Regions from separate parts of the Homo sapiens genome. Here regions 1 and 2 are each linked to region 3. A link is a contact called in ENCODE Hi-C data. All regions are on one chromosome and are shown on one strand. The core of a region is the stretch at or near the end of the contact, and the rest is flanking DNA. Distances in the headings are between cores, read along the strand shown. Region 1 holds the start of CTDP1-DT (CTDP1 divergent transcript). Region 2 holds the start of RBFA (ribosome binding factor A). Region 3 holds the start of CNDP2 (carnosine dipeptidase 2).

Region 1 (4,143 bases), core at 971-3,470, 5.2 Mb after region 3:
TTACAGTGTCCACACATCCAATTAGATGACTGTTCACTACGTATGGAGAAACCTATAGGCTAAACTTACAGTATGTAAGGAGGCGGCTTCAGGCTACAGCTGAGTAGTGTGTCCTTACAGTTGGAACCAGGAGTTCATGGGAATTCTTCATCATCCAGTGGTCTGTAAATGTTGCCCATGCTGAGTAGTCTGTCCTTACAGTGTGAACCAGGGGTTCATGGGAATTCTTCACCATCCAGTAGTCTGTAAATGTTGCCCATGCTGAGTAGTGTGTCCTTACAGTGTGAACCAGGGGTTCATGGGAATTCTTCACCATCCAGTGGTCTGTAAATGTTGCCCATGCTTTAGTTTTGTTACCTGGTTGCTCTGTTTTTATGGGATTGTGAGAAACTGAAAAACTGTGACTGCTGGAGCCATTTTCCCACAATCCCCATTTTTTAAAAATCCCATAAAGGCTCTCTCGTGAGCACCGCACGTTTTCCCTTGTAGTCACGAGGGTAGGGGCTGGAGAAAGCAGCAGAGATAGTCAAAAACCCACAGCTACAAAAAATGCACTCCTAAGAGCAAGTAATGGCGAGGGCTAAAAGGCACTGTGCCCCTTCTGGGCCATTCTAATTACCACATTTAAATGGTTTTGAGAAAAGAGAATTTTTATCTGAGGAACGCGAGTTCTTTTAATTATCAGGCCGAGAGAGACATTCAAATGAGGCGACAATCGCGCCCTACTACCCCTTGACCTGTGTTCACCTCTTTAAACTGCTACTGGTGGCAACAGCGCCACAAACAGCTATAAATTAACCTAATGACGCCACAATGGACACTATACCCACACTCAATAGCTGAACAACATATAGTCAGTCACTAATCAATGTTATTTCTGTAAACCAGTGAGAATTCCTCACAAACAAGTTCCTATTAGTCCACTCCCTGGCCCCCTTTTTTGCCTTTAAAATCCACTGTTAACTGCTAATCGGAGTACACATTCAGGGCGCCTTGAATTTGTGCTCAAGTGTGGCCCAAATAAACTCTCTACTTAGAGAAACTGTGTCTCCGCTCGTTTTCAGGCCGACAGTTTCCAAAATGTTAGTATTCAGCCTAACATGAGAAAAGTCACCATATAAAAGTGAGGGGGGAAAAGCAAATACAGGATAATCTCAATTGTATATAAAATTTATATACGTAAGGACAAAGATACATAGTAAAAAAAAAATTCTGGCAGGTATTAAGGCTGAAAAAATTAAAACAGTCCAGAGCGGTCTGGCTCAGGCCAGCCTGGGCCTGCCGAGTAGCTGGGACCTCAGCCACCGCGCCTGGCTAAGTATTAATGAATCTGTTTTAGAGATAGGGTCTTGCTACGTTGCGCAGGCTGGTCTCCAACTCCCAGGCTCAGGTGATCCGCCCGCCACAGCCTCCCGAAGTGCTGAGCCTCCCAAAGTGCTGAGACTACAGGCCTGGCCGCCCGCCCGCCAGCTTAATTCACGTAAATTCCAGACAAACGTAGAAAGTGGCTCCTTTAGTAAGCCACTTGCGGCTGCTGCTCATCAGGGTTCGCCTGGGGCCACTGAGACCACGCGCCGGTGCCCGCCCTCCCGCTGCGGTCCGATTTTCTGAACCAACCAGGCGCTTCCGGGCGCCTTGCCCCAGACGGGCCCACCGCCTGCGCGGGCCGAGGGCGGCGCACCTGCCCCTGCGCTTCCGCATCGAAGGTGAGGTCGGAGGAAGAGAAGACCGCAACCCCCAAGCTCCCGCGGCGTGGGGTCCGGGGGGGGACACGAGGCGGGGCCACCAGGACGCCGACAGCCTCACGTCTCTGGGCCCGCGGCGCGCAAGGCATGCCGGGACCCGTAGTCCCGCGACGTTGCGACTCACAGTGCGCGATGGGAGTGGAGGAGAGCGGCTCGCGGTGCATGCCGGAACTCGTAGTCTCGGGATGCTGGGTCTCAGCGCGTGATGGGGTAATGGCACGCAGGCCTGCGTTGAACGCTGGGACTCGTAGTCCCGCCATGCTCTGTCCGCGGTGCACGCCGGGATACGTAGTTCCGAGCGCGCCAAGACCGTCACTGGGACTGGGCGACAGCGGCCCGCGTTGCATGCCGCTGCTCCACGGTGCCGGCGCTCCGAGGAAAAGTAGGTAGGGCTCAGGAACGCAGTTCTTCACGGCCGGCACGCAGGGTTGGTCCCAGGACGGAGCCGGCTCCGGCCCCGCGCGGCGCTCGTATTTACACGCGCACGTACGCACGTACGCGGCGCCCTTGCGTGACGTCACGCGCCCTCCAGGAAGTCGGCGCGGGCTAGGCGACGGGTGGAAGCCGGTACCGAGAGGAACTACAGCGTCGCCGCCTGGGTTGTGTCGCCGCGGTAGGCGCTGCGCTCTGAGCGCAGCGCAGGCCCCGTACCGACCGCCCGCCCGCCCTCTGTCCGCGATGGAGGTGCCGGCCGCGGGTCGCGTTCCTGCCGAGGGCGCCCCGACGGCGGCTGTGGCCGAGGTGCGCTGCCCGGGGCCCGCGCCGCTGCGCCTGCTGGAGTGGAGGGTGGCGGCGGGCGCGGCCGTGCGCATCGGCTCGGTGCTGGCCGTGTTCGAGGCCGCCGCCTCCGCGCAGTCCTCCGGGGCCTCTCAGTCCCGTGTAGCCTCCGGGGGCTGCGTGCGCCCCGCGCGGCCGGAACGCAGGCTGAGGTCGGAGCGCGCGGGCGTGGTGCGGGAGCTGTGCGCGCAGCCGGGCCAGGTGGTCGCCCCAGGGTGAGTGTGCTGAGCCGGGCGGGGCCGAGGGCGGGCGGCTCCGGGGAGGGATCCTGGAGGACCCCCGGGCTGCTGCGTCCGCGGTGGGCAGGGGCGCCCCTGGTGAGGGAGCGATAAAGCGGGACGCAGGCACTGCGCTTCTCCCCTAAAACTGGATAGTCACCACCTGTGGTTTTACCAACGGGGAGCATTTTGAGATAAAAGGAAAGGGTCCTGCGTAGCGACACGAAGTTACTGTTTGGAAAAGCTATGTTTGTTTCTTTCTTTCTGCAGTGATAGTCCCCGCCCCTTCCTTTAGCTCCACCTTTGTGACTTAGGAAAACTCATGGGTGGCTGTGAGCACAAGAGTCATCAGGCAGGCTCCAGACCTGTTATTGAAATATAAACTGTTGGGTGTGTGCACATCTTTAAATTTTTGTAAACTTTGTGAAACGCAGTTGTAAAACCTGGTGCAGTTCTGTTTCGTGGCTAAGGAACGGGCGGAACCCAGGCCTGCAGCGAAGGCAGTAGCCCCGTGGTTGACCACAGTGGGCATTGTCGCAGGCTGCTTCAGGGTGACGTGGGCGTTGTGACAGACTCCACAGCTCTCAGTAGCTGTGCTCTGACCCCAGAAGGGGATATGTTTCCGTAGCACCGAAGTGTCCAGCCATGTTTGAATCTACCCTTGTGTTCTGGGATGGGCGGGCAAGTGGACACGCGTGTGCGCCTGGCTCTGGTAGTTTTGATTGTGAGAACAGAAACTCCAGGGAGAGGTGGACACTCCAGCCCGCAGTGGGCCGGGCGTGAGCTCCCTCTGGGAAAGGTGCCGCTCCTTCTGGGGATGCCACTCTCTTCCCTCCTCGGCAGCCGCGGCTCCTCGTCCCTTTGGCTTGCCCTGACCCTGTGTTTGTTGAGGATCTTCTCTGCATCTGGTTCCGCAAGAGTGAGGACTGGGACAGGAGTCTTCCCGTCACAGCCCCAGAACGTCCTGGCTCCGCTTCCTTTGGAGACAGAGCCTGGGTCCTTGACCCTCGGCACGGGCACTCACTCCTGCCCCCTGCGTGCTGGTGGGTGGGGCTGGGAGGTTCAGGGCCTTGCCTCCCAGAAAATGCCTTCACGGCTTCCTCAGTGGGCACTGGCCGTACCTGGGAGGATTGTGGAGGCAGATCCCAATGCTGGTGTATTCCCTGGACAGAAAACCCCAGGATGGAAGATCCCTACTGAGGTTTCATTCTGTTCCTCTGATTGTACAGAAAGGGCTGCTTTGGCCTAGACAGGTGAGTAACTTGGTTATGTGGCAAGTTAGTATTGAAATTCCATGTTCAGTCAGTCTAGTGAATAAAACCAACCCAGTGCATCAGTCAGTCAGCCAGCCAGGTCATGAGCTTGATGACGGGTTCCCAGCAGTCAGTAGTGTTTACAGGGAG
Region 2 (4,000 bases), core at 1,450-3,949, 5.5 Mb after region 3:
GGGGGCACTTGCACCAGAACAACTGAATGTTGTGTGTATATTCCAGAAAATGAAGAACATAACCCGGCTTATGACTGATATGAAAACCCAGATAATCAACCTGTCAGACCCAAAACCCTCACTGATTGGTTGAGCAGCTGGTTTGGATTCTGGGGAACTTGGTGGCACAAGCTAGTGCTTATAATAAGAACAATTTCTGATCTGTCCTGTTTTTGCTTATAATGTTGTTGTGGTATATGTTTGCAAATAAGTCCATGTGTAACTGAAAGGGCTAGGGTAATGACTGCTCAGAGAATTGCTCTAATTCAGGAGGCAGTAATGTAGCCTGACCTAGCTTCCAGTTTTGCCCTCCTTTTGTTGCTATAAGTCTGGCCTAGGTCCCTATACATTTTTCTTTTTTTCCTCTTTTTTCCTTTCCTCCCTATTTTTTATCTTCGTGGGACATGATCTCCTAGGAATGAGCATTCCTCGTGACGGAGGACTTGAACTTCTAGGAATAAACCATCCCAGCAACAACAAACCAGCAGGTGGGAAGAAAGGAGGAAGCAGCAACCTGAGGCCAGGAACCCACATTCCTTTTTAAAATGCTTTTCTCCAAAAGATTTTAAAGAAAAAAAAGGGGGGAAATGTGAAAGGAAATTAAATTTTGGGACGCCAAATTCACTTAGCCAAAGGGAAGAGTCAAGCTGGGAACTGGGTCACGCAAACCTGTCTCCCCCTTTTGGTTCCTAAATAAGATGGCTACAAGATGAAAGGCTACACGCCTCCCCCATATTTTGCCCACAAGGAGATTCCTGGTGAGCTGTTGAAATTTCACCATGGTGGCCAGGCGCGGTGGCTCACGCCTGTAATCCCAGCACTTTGGAAGGCCGAGTTGGGCGGATCACTTGAGGTCAGGAGTTTGAGACCAGCTTGGCCAACATGGGGAAACACCGTCTCTATTAAAAATACAAAAAGTAGCTGGGTGTGGTGGCACACAGCTGTAATCCCAGCTACACGAGAGGCTGAGGCGGGAGAATTGTTTGAACCTGGAAGGTGGAGGTTGCAGTGAGCCGGGATCACGCCAGTGCCCTCCAGCCTGGGCGGCAGAGAGAGATTCCATTTCAAAAAAATAAAACTTAACCATGGCAATGCAAATTGATAGCTTATCTTTACAGGTGCAGTCACCCTAGCCCATCTGATTGTTCCCCTACCACATTTTGTCTGCGTTATCTTATGTAAAATGCAGATTCCCCACGTTTTTCCTCTGCCCGTTTGTTTGTGAAAACTCTGCTTCTCAATACTCCGCCCTTTCCCCTTTAAATCTGGGGCCCTCAAAATCATTTTTGGAGAAAGGCGTAGACCTGTCTCCTGGGTGCGTCCTTAACTTTGGCAAATAAATCTCCTAAAATGATTAGAGACTTGTCTCGTCGTTTTCTTCGATTGACAATATATACACACATACATACGCATACACACACACATATATACGCGCACGCACATGCACACATATACATGTCCACACACATGCACACACACGTACATATGCACACATACACATGTACACATCCACACGCGCCCACACACACACACACACACAGACGTGTCTCACACCACAGCAGCCGCCTCGGGGGAGTCACAGCCCACGCATCCCCAACACTGCGGTCGCGCTCACTTCTCTTTCCACGCCCGGGGGGAGCAGCTTCCCCGCTGGGCCACGCTGACTCTGGGGAGGCGGGCGGGGCGAGACCACTTCTGGGGAGGACGCCCAATCTGGGGACTTTCTCTAGGTGCCCGGGGAGAAGGCGGCGCAGCAGCAAAGCCCTGGAGGGCCCAGTGGCGGAAACAGACGGACCCCTCGCAGCCTCCCGCCGACAGCGGCCCTGCCCAGGTCTCCAGGCTTCGATGCCTTCGTTGCTTTGTGCGGCGCACCCGCCTACGTCAGTTCCCAGTATTTAAACAAAACGTGTTCCTAGCTACGCAGCGCCAGGCAACCAGGCGGTTCCCACGCTTCCCCGAGTGGCACACCCTCCGCGCAGCCCACGCGGCCTCCCCACGCCCAGCTCCCGCCGGCCCCGCCTCGCGTCGTCCTTCGCCCCGCCCCCGTTGCCGCCCCCCCCGCCCGCACACTGCCCACCTGGCGTTGTCTTCACCCCGCTTACACGCCGCTCGCTTCGCTCTGGTAGTCGCCCACCTCGCGCTGCCCTTCTCGCTTCAGTCTTCGCCCTGCCCACCCACCGCCCACCTCGCGCCAGTCTTCGCCCCGCCCATTCACCGCCCGCCTCGCGTCAGTCTTCGCCCCGCCCAACCACCGCCCGCTTCGCGTCGGTCTTCACCCCGCCCACTCGCCGTTCGCCTCGCGCCTTCGCCCCTCCGCCGTTGTCGCCCCGCCCCTTCTTGCGTCCAGTCTTTGCCCCGTCCCTCGCCGTCGCCCCGTCCACACGCCGTCAGCTTCGCGTCTGTCCTCGCCCCGCCCACCTACCGCCCCCCTCGGGCCTTCGCCCCTCCGCCGTCGTTGCCCCGCCCGCCTTGCACCCCGTCTTCGTCCCGCCCCGCGCCGTGGCCCCGCCCACACGCCGTCAGCTTCGCGTCTGTCCTCGCCCCGCCCTGCATCATCGCCCCGCCCTGCATCATCGCCCCGCCCACACGCCGCCTGCCAGGCGTGAGTCTTCCTCCCGCTCTGCGCCGTCGCCCCGCCCACACGCCGCCACCCTCGCGTCAGTTGTCGCTCCGCGCCTGCGCCCGTTGTCTCCCTGCTCGCTCCGGGTCCCGGCGCCGCGCCATGTGGGCTGCGGCGGGCGGGCTGTGGCGCTCCCGCGCGGGTCTCCGGGCCCTGTTCCGTAGCCGCGATGCTGCGCTATTTCCAGGCTGCGAGCGGGGACTTCACTGCTCTGCTGTCTCCTGCAAGAACTGGCTCAAGAAATTTGCCTCGAAAACCAAGTAATGCGGCGGGGGCGGTGTCCCTGGGCGCGGTATTCCCTAGGGGGCGGTGTCCCCGGGTTGCGGTGTCCGCTCATCCGCGTTCTTGCGCCCATGCGGCCTAGCTCGCCAGTTCCTGCCTCCTGGGGTCTGCAGCAGTTCTAGCTCTCACTGTCAGCATTTGCAGCTTTTGTGTTCGTGGACGTGTGTCGGGTTAAGAAAACAAAGTGACAATGTGTGTTTATTTTGATTCTTGTCACCAGACGTATTTTTCAGAAGATTAGTTTCAGAAAATGAGGAAAAATGAAAAAATATAAGAATTTCCTTGCTAATGTTGACTTTCTGTGTGAATTTGAAGACTAAAGCTTGTCATGATAATTAGTGTTTTTAAATTATGAAAGATAAGTACAATAAAATACATTGACTTTTCACACTGCTTTTAGTTCTTCTAAGTATGGTAGGTGGTTGTATGTTTTCTACTTTAATACACTACTTTTAAAGACAGTTTTAGACCCTGCAGAAAAATTGCAAAAATAGTACCGCGTTCCTGTGTCCTGGCACCCAGCTCCCCCTGTGTTAGCGTCGGACTTTAGCTTCCAACGTGTTCCAGTTAATGAGCCGATATTGATAAGAGTGTTGCTAACTGAAGCTCATACTTTATTCACTTTTCCTTGGTTCTGCCTGCTGTCCCTTCCTGTCCCAGGTGCCCACCCAAGGTCCACGTTACATTGAATTGTCTTGTTTCCTTAGGCTGGGGTAGTGTCCCAGACTGTCCCTGGTTTTGATGGCTGTGCCAGTTTTGAGGGGTACTGGTCAGGTGCTTTGCAGGATGCCTCTCTGTTGGAATGTGCCTGTTTTTTTAATGCTTAGACGTGGATTATGGCTTTTGGGGAGGAAGACTACAGAGGTAAAGGCCATTCTCATCGCACCGTATCCAGGGTCCACGCTGGCCGTGATCCCCTGCATGAGGTGCTTGCCAGGTTTCTCTACCGTAAAGTTACTCTTTTTGCCCCCTTTCCTTACTGTACTCTGGGAGAAAGTCGCTGTGTGCAGCCCATGCCTAATGAGTGGGGAATTTTGCTCATAAGTGGTTTGCATTCTG
Region 3 (4,371 bases), core at 880-3,379:
GTACTGACTTAACATTGTTCCCAGGGGAATAATGACAATTAACATATTTCCAGGTAACAGGGTTCTATATTAAGGGTAAATGTTGTGTTTTGTATTTTCTTAACATTTATTCAGATTCATAGGAGAAACATGTTCACCAACTTCTTCAACACTGAGTACTGCAAATGCATTTTCATGTTTTCACTTGGACTGAAGCATCTGATTGCTCTAAAGTTCTCAACTACTTCTTTGCTCATTATTTATTCTTACCTTGAGCCTATTAAATTTTGGTAACAGTAGTGTGTTATGGCTTCTACTCTAAATCACTTCTTTTTGCTATATACATATGTGTGTGTGTGTGTGTGTGTGTTTTGTTTTTTTTTTTAACCAAACCCTCTTTTCAGCAATAATCTCATTTATGGATACCTGAACGAATTTATTTAAAAGCCCAGTAGATATGATTAAAGGATGTATCTTCCACCAATGTTTACTTTTTGCAATGTTTGCAAAATGTGTAATATAGTTTTTTCTTTTTATCATTCATGTACAATAATTATTATGAGAATTTAATCCAGAAGAAAAAATGTTAATACTTAAAGCTTTTTGGTTATAGCAAAGTGTCTATGGCCATACCACCCTGAACATGCCTAATCTCATCTGGTTATAGCAAAGTAAATATTAATTTAAATTTTTATCATAGTCTGTTGTAGAGAAATGATTAGGATATGAGTAAGACTATTAAGTATAAAAATGTTACATTTAACAAAATTCTATGAGGGATGTGGAATAGAAATAAAAAATAAAAGAGGAGGCAGGGATGGGGGGGACGGGGTGGCTCACGCCTGTAATCCCAGCACTTTAGGAGGCTGAGGCGGGTGGATCAGTAGGTCAAGAAATCGAGACCATCTTGACCAATATGGTGAAACCCTGTCTCTACTAAAAATACAAAAATTAGCTGGGTGCGGTGGTGCGCACCTGCAGTCCCAGCTACTCGGGAGGCTGAGGCAGAATGGCTTGAACCTGGGAGGCGGAGCTTGCAGTGAGCTGAGACTGGGCTACTGCATTCCAGCATGGCAACAGAGCAAGACTCTGTCTCTAAATAAATAAATAAATAAATAAATAAATAAATATAAAAAGAGGAAACAAACCATGTAAATTTTAAGGGAGGAGACAATTTTAACATTTTACTTTATGTGGGAACGTATACATCTCTTACAACTATTAAATTCATTTTTAAAAAATAATAACTCCCGAGCCATCACTCCTTAAAGAATGTGGTAGTGGTACAAGTTTAAAGAAAGTCTTTTGAGAACACTCTATTGGAAAAGTGAGCAGACTAGGGAATAACAATTTTACCCCCAAGAATTGTTGTTAAGATTAAAAAGGAAAGCGCTGTCGCAGACGCTCAAACACGGTGCTGGCTCTGCTTCCTTCATCAGTTCCTAGGGTCATGGGACACAAATACTAAAATATTTCCACTACTGGTAACGATGCTGGCGAACGCTTTCCTAATCCAGTTCAGACCGACCTCTCATTGGAGCTTGTGTGACCCGCAGGAGTCCGTGCCCCGACTCCGCCGGGACTGAAACGCAACGGAAAGTGCAGTGCTGGATGCGCAAGGGAATGGGAGCGTCGTGGGACCTCCGGAGCCTGGGAGATCAGAGGGTGGAGTCAGGGCCCCCTAGTTTTGGACTCCATTGCCGCACTGCAGGCGACTTCTCGGACCCCACCGTTGAAGCACCAGGCCCCCCGCCCACCCAAGAGCAACCGGGAAGCACAGCACAAGCCCACAGCTCCGGACACGCGCTCCCGTGTGCCCTGCCTCCCCTGAATCCCAACCCACGAAATCTCCGCCCCCTCGCCACGCCCACATCCCCGTCTACCGTCGGGGAGGGGCGACGAGGCGAAAGCCTTGTGGACCAGGCCGGGATTGGTGGGCGGGACGGAAATGGAGCTGGGAGAGGTGACGTCACCTTCCGCACCTGGCTCAGGGCGGAAATGGGGCGGGGAGAGAGTGACACCACCCCTCTGCCTGTGGCTGGATTGGTGGGCGTGGCGGGGGCGTGGCGATGCCTGCCCTCCGGACAAGGCGGGGTTGGTGGCCAGGGCGACCGCGGGGCGGGCCAGCGCCGGGGGTCGTGGCCGGGACACGTGGTACGGAACCGGCGCCGCGCTTGCTGCTGGTAACAGGGCCTTGCCTAGTGGGCCTTCCTTCCCAGGTGGGTCTTCCTGATGGACCTTCCTTCCCGGGTGGGCGCCCTGAGCTGGGAACGGGCTGGGCGGGGAGGACCCGGGTCAGCGGCGAGAGTCACGCCTCATTCGTGGGGGAGCGTGGGGCGCCCGGCCGCAGCCAGGCGGGAACAATGGTGTCCGGGCTGTTCCCGAGCGCGCGGTCGGGGGCGGAGGCCCGTGACGGCCATGGCCCCGGGGCCTCTCGCACCTCCGGGCCACTCGTGTCCCAGCAGCGCCGAGCGCGTCCCCGGTACGCAGGGACAAGCTGGGCGGCGCACTTGGCCTGAGCCTGCGTGGCCCTCCCTGGTGGAGTCGAGTGGAACGACCCGGGTTGGAGATGGGGTTGCGGGGAGCCGAGCGCTGGTCAGGCCACACCCCTCCCCAGGGGCCTGCTGAGAACTCCAGCCTTTCTCCAACGGATCCCTTTCCCGGAGACCTGGGGTGGGGAGTGTGGCGGGACAGAAGCCTCCCAGGTTCAAAGGGCCCTGGACAGCGTCCCTAGCTCCCGCCAGCATTTGAGGCAGCGTTTAAGGCTATAGGAGGAAGCGTCTGAGGGGAGACAAAATTCCCATGCCAGCTTGATGGTCTGGGGCAGGTGTCTTATTCAATTGGCTTCAGTTTCCTCATCTGTGAAATAGAGACAATATTTGGTCCTCACAGACAGGGCCACCAAACCAAACTCCCCACCGCCTGCCAAGGTCAGATTCCGTAGATCATCCAAGCATAGACTGCAGGAAGAGGCGGAGAACCCGGGGCCTGCTACCAATACCTTCCTTGTCCCTAATGTTTGCAGGCAGGAGTGGAGGAAGAGAAGTCCACATTATGCTTAGGGATCAAGTTCTAGCTTGGGCAGATTGGAGATTCTTTTATTGGTTCTTAATCAGACATGAAGGTGTGATTCAGTTATTTGTGTTATATATGCCTTCAATTATCAAGGGACAGGGACTGAGATTCTCAGAACTAGAAGACTCATTTGTGTGTACTACTGACGGTTCCAGGTGCCACAGCAATTTCTCCTGCCCTCCACTAGTCTCAACATTTAAATCATGTTACTCCCTTGCCAGGCATGGTGGCTCATGTGTGTAACCTCGGCACTTTGGGAGACCAAGGCGGACAGATCGCTTGAGTCCAGGAGTTCGAGACCAGCCTGAGTAACACGAGCAAACCCCGTCTCTACAAAAAATACAAAAATTAGCTGGGTGTGGTGGTGCGCACCTGCAGTCCCAGCTACTTGGGAAGCTGAGGCAGGAGGATCATTTGAGCCTGGGAGACAGAGGTTGCAGTGAGCCAAAATCACAGCAATGCACTCCTGCCTGGGTGACAGAATGACAACCTGTCTCTAAATAAATAAATAAAGTTACTCCGTATGAACTTTAGATTTTTAGAGGGGAGTGAGGTGTCATTTAAAAGGATAATGCTTTTGCTTAAATCAGCATACTGCTTTTACCTTAATTAGTGGTGTTCTCCAGAGCATATAAAAATGGTTCCATTTAATGGCTTTGTAACGGGGGAGGTGGGGGGAAGTGAAACAGGAGTAACCCAGAAGTGTGAATGGGAGGAGAAACTGGAACCTGGCCTAGCCTGGTTTGACTGGATGAGTGATTAACAGGAGTTGCTTTTTAGCCCATCTCTGATGGTGGAACAATCTGATCCCTGTTTCCTCTCTTTTAGTGAAAGTCGTAACTTAGATAATTACAGTCATATGTTGCTTAAGGATGGGGATACATTCCAAGAAAATGCATTGTTAGGCGATTCGTTGTTGTGTGCACATCCTGAGCTGCGCTCACACAAACCTGGATGGTACAGCCTCCTACATACCTAGGCTATATGGTGTAGCCTATTGCTCCTAGGCTACAAACCCGTACATGTACCTTTACTGGATGCTGTAGGCAGTTGTAACACAGTGGTAGGTATTTGTGTATCTAAACATATCTAGACAGAAAATGAATTTTTTAGCTCCATTATAATCTTTTGGGACCACCGCTGTTGTTGATGGAAATGTTATGTGGCACGTGACTATATTTTTGAGTGACTTTAGCTACAATGCCACTGGTTAATTTGACTACAAGAGAATAATATTAATGAGAATGTACCACAGTGAGCTTGGGATTTGTGGCATTTAATAACCAGGAACCCAGATGAAAATCACCACATGTAGCA

Evidence for each region. Hi-C counts contacts between places; a loop is a spot of excess contacts on that map. Pooled maps may share reads with other maps.
Region 1: a loop to region 3 is called in a pooled map, with 22 times the contacts of the local background. The contact joins the promoter of CTDP1-DT here to the promoter of CNDP2 in region 3. A Hi-C loop is called at or near these places in 4 of 37 single-sample maps with no recorded cell type and 10 of 50 pooled maps.
Region 2: a loop to region 3 is called in a pooled map, with 24 times the contacts of the local background. The contact joins the promoter of RBFA here to the promoter of CNDP2 in region 3. A Hi-C loop is called at or near these places in 3 of 37 single-sample maps with no recorded cell type and 9 of 50 pooled maps.

What each region holds. Positions count from the first base shown.
Region 1 is chr18:79,677,525-79,681,667 of GRCh38, forward strand. It overlaps CTDP1-DT (CTDP1 divergent transcript), which reads right to left and starts at 2,221. Exons shown (of 5, transcript NR_136643.1): 1 at 1,870-2,221. CTDP1 (CTD phosphatase subunit 1) reads left to right here and starts at 2,279. Exons shown (of 13, transcript NM_004715.5): 1 at 2,279-2,737. The coding sequence starts at 2,424. RefSeq lists enhancers at 1,404-1,911, 1,912-2,420, 4,036-4,143.
Region 2 is chr18:80,031,735-80,035,734 of GRCh38, forward strand. RBFA (ribosome binding factor A) reads left to right here and starts at 2,700. Exons shown (of 7, transcript NM_024805.3): 1 at 2,700-2,919. The coding sequence starts at 2,762. It also overlaps a transcript of TXNL4A not described here. RefSeq lists silencers at 1,986-2,155, 2,187-2,343, 2,226-2,545, 2,556-2,635, 2,746-2,895.
Region 3 is chr18:74,494,234-74,498,604 of GRCh38, forward strand. CNDP2 (carnosine dipeptidase 2) reads left to right here and starts at 2,130. Exons shown (of 12, transcript NM_018235.3): 1 at 2,130-2,198. RefSeq lists enhancers at 1,416-1,685, 2,243-2,755, 3,139-3,238 and silencers at 1,956-2,465, 2,596-2,645.